2 separate regions of the Homo sapiens genome follow, and region 2 is linked to region 1. A link is an interaction called in ENCODE POLR2A ChIA-PET data of the cell type or tissue named here. Cell type or tissue: GM12878. All regions are shown on one strand. Links, peaks and the distances in the headings refer to the core of each region. The heading gives the core; the rest is flanking DNA. Region 1 overlaps CDKAL1 (CDKAL1 threonylcarbamoyladenosine tRNA methylthiotransferase). Region 2 overlaps CDKAL1 (CDKAL1 threonylcarbamoyladenosine tRNA methylthiotransferase).

The links. Peaks named below come from ENCODE experiments on the same cell type or tissue, not always from the same donor. Only the 100,000 strongest peaks of a DNase experiment are listed, where the experiment ranks them.
Region 2: POLR2A ChIA-PET joins it to region 1 with 5 read pairs; 2 of 35 experiments call an interaction of 5 or more read pairs at or near these places.

The regions. Positions count from the first base shown.
Region 1 is chr6:20,789,708-20,792,633 of GRCh38, reverse strand. All of the region lies in intron 8 of CDKAL1 (CDKAL1 threonylcarbamoyladenosine tRNA methylthiotransferase), which reads right to left. Among named protein-coding and RNA genes, the nearest start is that of CDKAL1, 260 kb to the right of the region's middle. In GM12878, for the core only: no CTCF peak of the experiment used is centred there; a DNase peak (open chromatin) is centred at 1,286.
Region 2 is chr6:21,129,457-21,132,382 of GRCh38, reverse strand. All of the region lies in intron 13 of CDKAL1 (CDKAL1 threonylcarbamoyladenosine tRNA methylthiotransferase), which reads right to left. Among named protein-coding and RNA genes, the nearest start is that of LINC00581, 380 kb to the left of the region's middle. In GM12878, for the core only: no CTCF peak of the experiment used is centred there; no DNase peak of the experiment used is centred there.

The DNA of each region.
Region 1 (2,926 bases), core at 276-2,775:
TAAATCCATACTTGCATATCTTGTTCTCATAAACTTATATAGAAAAAAATAACAGAGACAGGAGAAAGTGGGGGAGGAGAACGGACTAAAAATTCCATTTCAGAAAGTTTATGTTTTCCGCAAGAGCAGTAACAGAACAGTACATAAAATATATTTCACAAGGGAGAAAGAACTTTGTAAACCTATATGATCTCACAATTAATACTTACTTTAAGGTTAACCTAAAAAGAACCACAAAAATATACATTACAAATCACAAAGGTACATACATTGTTTAAAAACTGAAACCAGTATTTTTAAAAATGACCTCGTTTTAAACCCAGTTTTCTTAGTGGATTTACCAAAAAATAGACACTCCTCAGAGACTGTTTCATCAGATAAAGTAAATGAGGTCTTAACTACATGCACTATTGCCTTTTTAAAAAGCCAAACAAAACATTCTGCTTTGTCAGGGTTAGAAAAAAATAAAACAACTGGTGCTACCATGCTGAGATGCAGTCAAATAAAAGCAAAGTGGTTTCAAAAATAAATATGGGATATATATTATTCTTGTATTGGAAAAAACTGACAGGCCCTCGTCCACAATCACATGTGTGTTCAATTATACTTAATTAAAGTTGGGCTACACAAGTTTCAGGGTTTTTTTTTTTCTCTCTCTTGATAGGGCTGGAAAACAAGTTTTCTTAAAGCAACAGGAAAGCTGACAGATGGTGGCTCTTTGGATACATCCAATGATCTGCTCCTACTGTGCCCTTCCAAGTGCAACTCACTTTCATGCACCTTAGCTCCAGTAGAAGTGGGAAAAAAAAAGGCAAGAAAGGAAGGCACAATGGTCATACATCTCTATATGATTTAGCAGTCCCTCCTTTAAAATAACCATAATAGGAATTTCAAATTCCATTCCATTGGACAAAATGGATGCATCTTAGGAGTCATCTGACAATACAACATAGATACACAGCAGAAATTCTCCCAGCCTACCTCCACTTGACAGACTCACTACATTAGCCCCATATTCCCCATTCTCTCTGTAAAACTCTGCTGCGTACGGCATGTTTCTCAGATTTAATAGGCTATCTTCCAGATGAGTCTCAAACTTTAGCTCTAAGTGGCTTTCCTTTCAATTAACTAAACAACTACAGTACAGACCCAGAAGCAGAAAATGAGGCTAGAGGCCACTGACGTTATGGTTTATTGAAAAAAACTGGTCAGATGATGTGGTTCGAGTCACAATTCTGCCACTTACTAGCTCTGTGGCCTTAAGCAAATAGCAGTCTACGTAAGCCTGAGGTTTGCCTTCTCATAGCTATCATAGTAATAAAGTTAATAATACTATATATTGAACAGATACTATGTGCCAGGCATTGTGCTGATTAAACCTGTGACCTCTTTTCATTCTCACAACACTATTATTATCATCATCACTTTATAAATGAGGAAACTGAAACCTATAGAGAGGTTGAATAACTTATGCCAATGATAGCAGCAGGAGGCAGACAAATGCCTAGGCAGAGGGTGTCGGGTCCCCAGTGAAACCCCACTTTCAAACCAAAGACAGTTTAAAGCCTGAAAGCCAAGCTACAAGTCAAATCCACGGACCGGATTGAGAACCTGTCTTCTCATTTGGCACACTTCCCTCTGATTGATCCCCCCTCCTCCACCAATTTTACTTTAACCTACCCTTTCCTTATTGGTTTTCTACACTGTCGTGCCTACCTTTGAATGGTGCCTTCATTTTAACCTTTTTTGTGTACTCACAAACCAATCAGCATGCACTCCCCATTCTGAGACCCTAAAAAGCCCCAGACCCAGACACACAGAGAGAGAGAAACCACCCAACTACAGGGGTGGGGGGACCACCCCCTGCATCCCCTGTCCACTGAGAGCTGTTCCATCACTCAAGAAAATTCTTCTCTGCCCATCCTCACCCTTCTAATTGTCAGTGTAAGCTCATGCTTCTTGGATGTGGGACAAGAGCTTGGGAACCACCGAATGCTATAGCACAGGTGGACCGAGTGGGCAGGGCGCCTCCAGTGGTAGGCCCAGGGCTGAGTGAGGCCTGGATCAGGGGGCATCACTGGCTGTGGAGGTCTCTGGTTGGCAAAGTGGCCACGAAAAATCCAGCGTCACCAAGTTCGGAGCCCAAGCATTCTCAAGCTACCTTTCTCCGACCATTCCCTTATTCAAAACACCACCACAGTGACTCATCATTCTCTGTGTAAGACATGGTTTTTCACAATGCAATAACCACTGCTTATGGGTTTTGTTTTGGTTCCCCCCACCCCACCAGTGCTTAAATTGCCTTTAAATCCACCTATAAGATATTTTAAGACACAGCCTAAATATTACTTTCCATGGAAGCACTCTCCAACTCATCTAAACAATCCGTCATACAATGTGAGCTTATAACTTTATTGTTTTGTGCTTGTTGCTTATAACTTTATTGTTTTGTGCTTTTCTATGGGATTCTCAAGGGCAAATACCACATGAACTCATCTTTTTATGTTCAACTACATTTGTTTAACAAATTGATGTCCCGGCTAGGTGTGGTGGCTCACACCTGTAATCCCAGAGCTTTGGGAGGCCAAGGCAGGAGGATTGCTTGAAGCCAGGAGTTCAGGACCAACCTGGGCAACATAACAAAGTGAGATCTTATCTCTACAAAAAAATTAAACAAACAAAAAAACAAATCAACATTCATTTGCAGGGCTCTTTGGTCTTCTTAAAGAACAAACATATGAAATAAATAAGCTGATTCTTAAAGATAACAAATATAATGAGCTTTCTCAACTGTAAAAGCATCTCTAAGTTGTTCTATCAATGCATATCCACTCCATGAACTAACCTGAAGAAAGTGTTGACCATTCTACCCAATTAACTGTAAACTAAGATTGCTTTAATGGTTTGCCTAAATTTGAGTACCTTT
Region 2 (2,926 bases), core at 211-2,710, 340 kb before region 1:
TGTTACTATTTTTTTCCTCCTAATAATGAGTGTTTTCCACACTGTTATAAATTCTGCGTAAATCACATTTATCAGCTGGGTATTAATCTACTGCGCGTGTACACCATGATTTACTTATATAATTAATTTCCTTAATGATGGATATTCAAGCTTTTTCTTCTATTATTGATAATAATGCAGTGAACATTTTTGTGCAAAGAGATCTTTCTGTCTCTAAGATTATTTCCTCAAAATAGATTTCCAGAAGCTGATTTGCTGAGCTAAACGATATGAACTATTAGCCTCTTTCTAAAATTTATATGCTTATCCAACTCTCTGTATTCTCAAATCAAAAATTTTTAGTAATTTTATAGGTGAAAATAACACTTGATTGGAATTTAAATTTGTATTGCTTTAACTACCAGATAGGTTAAATTTTTTTCCTATGGTTAAACAATGATGTTTTCATTTTAAAGTCTTACTGATGCCTTAGAAAATATTTCTTATTTATTAATTTAAAGAATCACAAAGTGGTCTCTTTGGAATACTAAATTTGTGGGATTATTTGAAAGAAGTAAACTATATTCCTTTAAAAAAATATTTTTAAAATAAAAACATTTCACTAATGCAGAGATCTCCCCTGAAACTACTTCAAATCGATGAAAACTTAACATAATTAACTGAATGCTCTGAACTGATCAATAACATTTTAGAGTAGCCATCTAGCTTTATGGTTTTTTTCTAGTGTTAGGAATGTTAAATGACAGCTGTCTTCTCAGTAATCCTCTCTCATGAAACATGTCTGTTTCACTGCTACCAAAACTTGGATAATGGGTAGTTTGCATCAAATTGCTTTTGACTTGTCTATGGTGACTTTTCTGTTATATACATAACAATACCGACCACACCACATGATATAAAAGTAGTTGTCATCACAATATGTGGGGAATGATCGCCAAAATGGCCTAACAAGAAAACTGAAATTAAACTGATACAGAACTACATATCTTTTTAGAACTAGATGTAATGGAGACAAACACCCTGAAAGGCAGTACTTATCATAAACTGGGATTTCTGAAATTCAGTGTCTATATTTAAACCAGAAGACATGATTAAAAAATATATTTATATCTACAACTAAATCTATCAGAGCCAACCAGATTTTGAACAATGCAGTCATCCAAATTTTCTCTGGCCCAGTCACAGCCTTTTTGAAAAAAAGTAGCACTTACTCCTTTTATGCCTTATTATGCAAATCATACTATATAAAAGGTAGACAATTTGGAAGCACAGACATATACGTAATATTGCCATTTACACTGGATCTACTGTTTTGTAACTGTTTTTTGAACTTTGGTATATCATAAGCCCTGCCCTGGAAGTAGCTTTTGGGAACACTCTCCTTTTAATCCCATCCTGGGAGCTGGTGCAGAAGGAAAACTGGGGGATAAGAGGACTTACAGTATTGCTGATGAAAGAGGAATTCCAAATCCACCACTAGCTGGCAGGTCCTTTTAGTCCTGGCATTGGCAATTTCTGCCATACCTTCTTCTCACTACCTTGCTGCCCCAACCCTAGCCACTGTACTCTTTGGGCGATGGCTGTGGAGGGGTCTGCCTTGGGACCAGGGTGGTGGCAGTTCCCTGAGACCTAGTCTACTGTGGCTTTCCACCAGTAGACAAGTAAAAAGGTCAAGCCAAAGAAGCTGTCTTTCATACAAACTCAAGTAGGTCTACAGAACTCTAGGTGAGTAGTTGTGTGATATTGTACCACTATAACTTCCCCTGCCATCTGTATGGGGGTCTCCAATCAAAGTCAACTAACCTGGAAATTCACATTTAATTGAGCAAATCAGGGGTTTATAAAAATGTTAGGTCCAGGCCAGGCTTGGTGGCTCATGCCTGTAATCCCAGCACTTTGGGAGGCCAAGGCAAGTGGATCACCTGAGGTCAGGAGTTTGAGACCAGCCTGGCCAACATGGTGAAACCCCGTTTCTACTAAAAACACAAAAATGAGCTGGGCGTGGTGGCGGGTGCCTATAATCCCAGCTACTCGGGAGGCTGAGGCAGGATAATCGCTCGAATCCAGGAGGCAGAGGTTGCAGTGAGCTGAGATCGCACCATTGCACTCCAGCCTGGGGAACAAGAGCGAAACTACATCTCAAAAAAAAAAAAAAAAAAAAGTTAGGTCCAATTTGCTACAAGGCAGAGTGTACTAGAGTTTTGAATCACAGAATACTTGGAAAAAAAGGGTGTTCTTGTTCTGTGAAATGCAAACATTAAAAATCAACAATAGCTAGAAACAAAAATAAATAATGACAAAAAACCCCCCAAAACCAACAACAACAAAAAACAAACACCCTGTGGTGAGGTGAAAGACATATCAGACTAGGAGTCAGCAAATATAATTTCAAGGTTTCATTTTATTATTAACTAGCCAATTGCATGTGGGCCTTCGTTTCCATACCTAAATTTTTAAAAAAAGTAGAAAAAAAAGGGACTGTATTAAGCTGATCCTTATAAATTCCTGACTCCTTTCAGTGCTAACATTTAATAATTCCAAATATTCTATTACTTTGATTATTTAAGGGACAAACTTAAAAAGCTATCTACCATCAATGCATTAGTATGTGTGAAATACTCTAGGTATTTTTATTTTGTATTATATCTAGAGTTAGTACAATTACTCCATTTTTTCCTTTTTTTTTTTTTTTTTTTTTTTGGTAAACTGCAGTCAGAATGTATAGTCTCCTATAAGACAATAGTGTTTATATAAGTGGATGGCTGGAACACATCAACGTGCCTACAACATGCTGCTGAGTCTACACACATCGAAGCAAAATTCTAAGGTGCAGGAACTGTTGGGAAATTGTAAATTATGAGGTCTACCCTGGGTTCACATATGTCAGTTAGCTTTTTGAGCCTTCTTACCATAGGCTTTTTTTCTA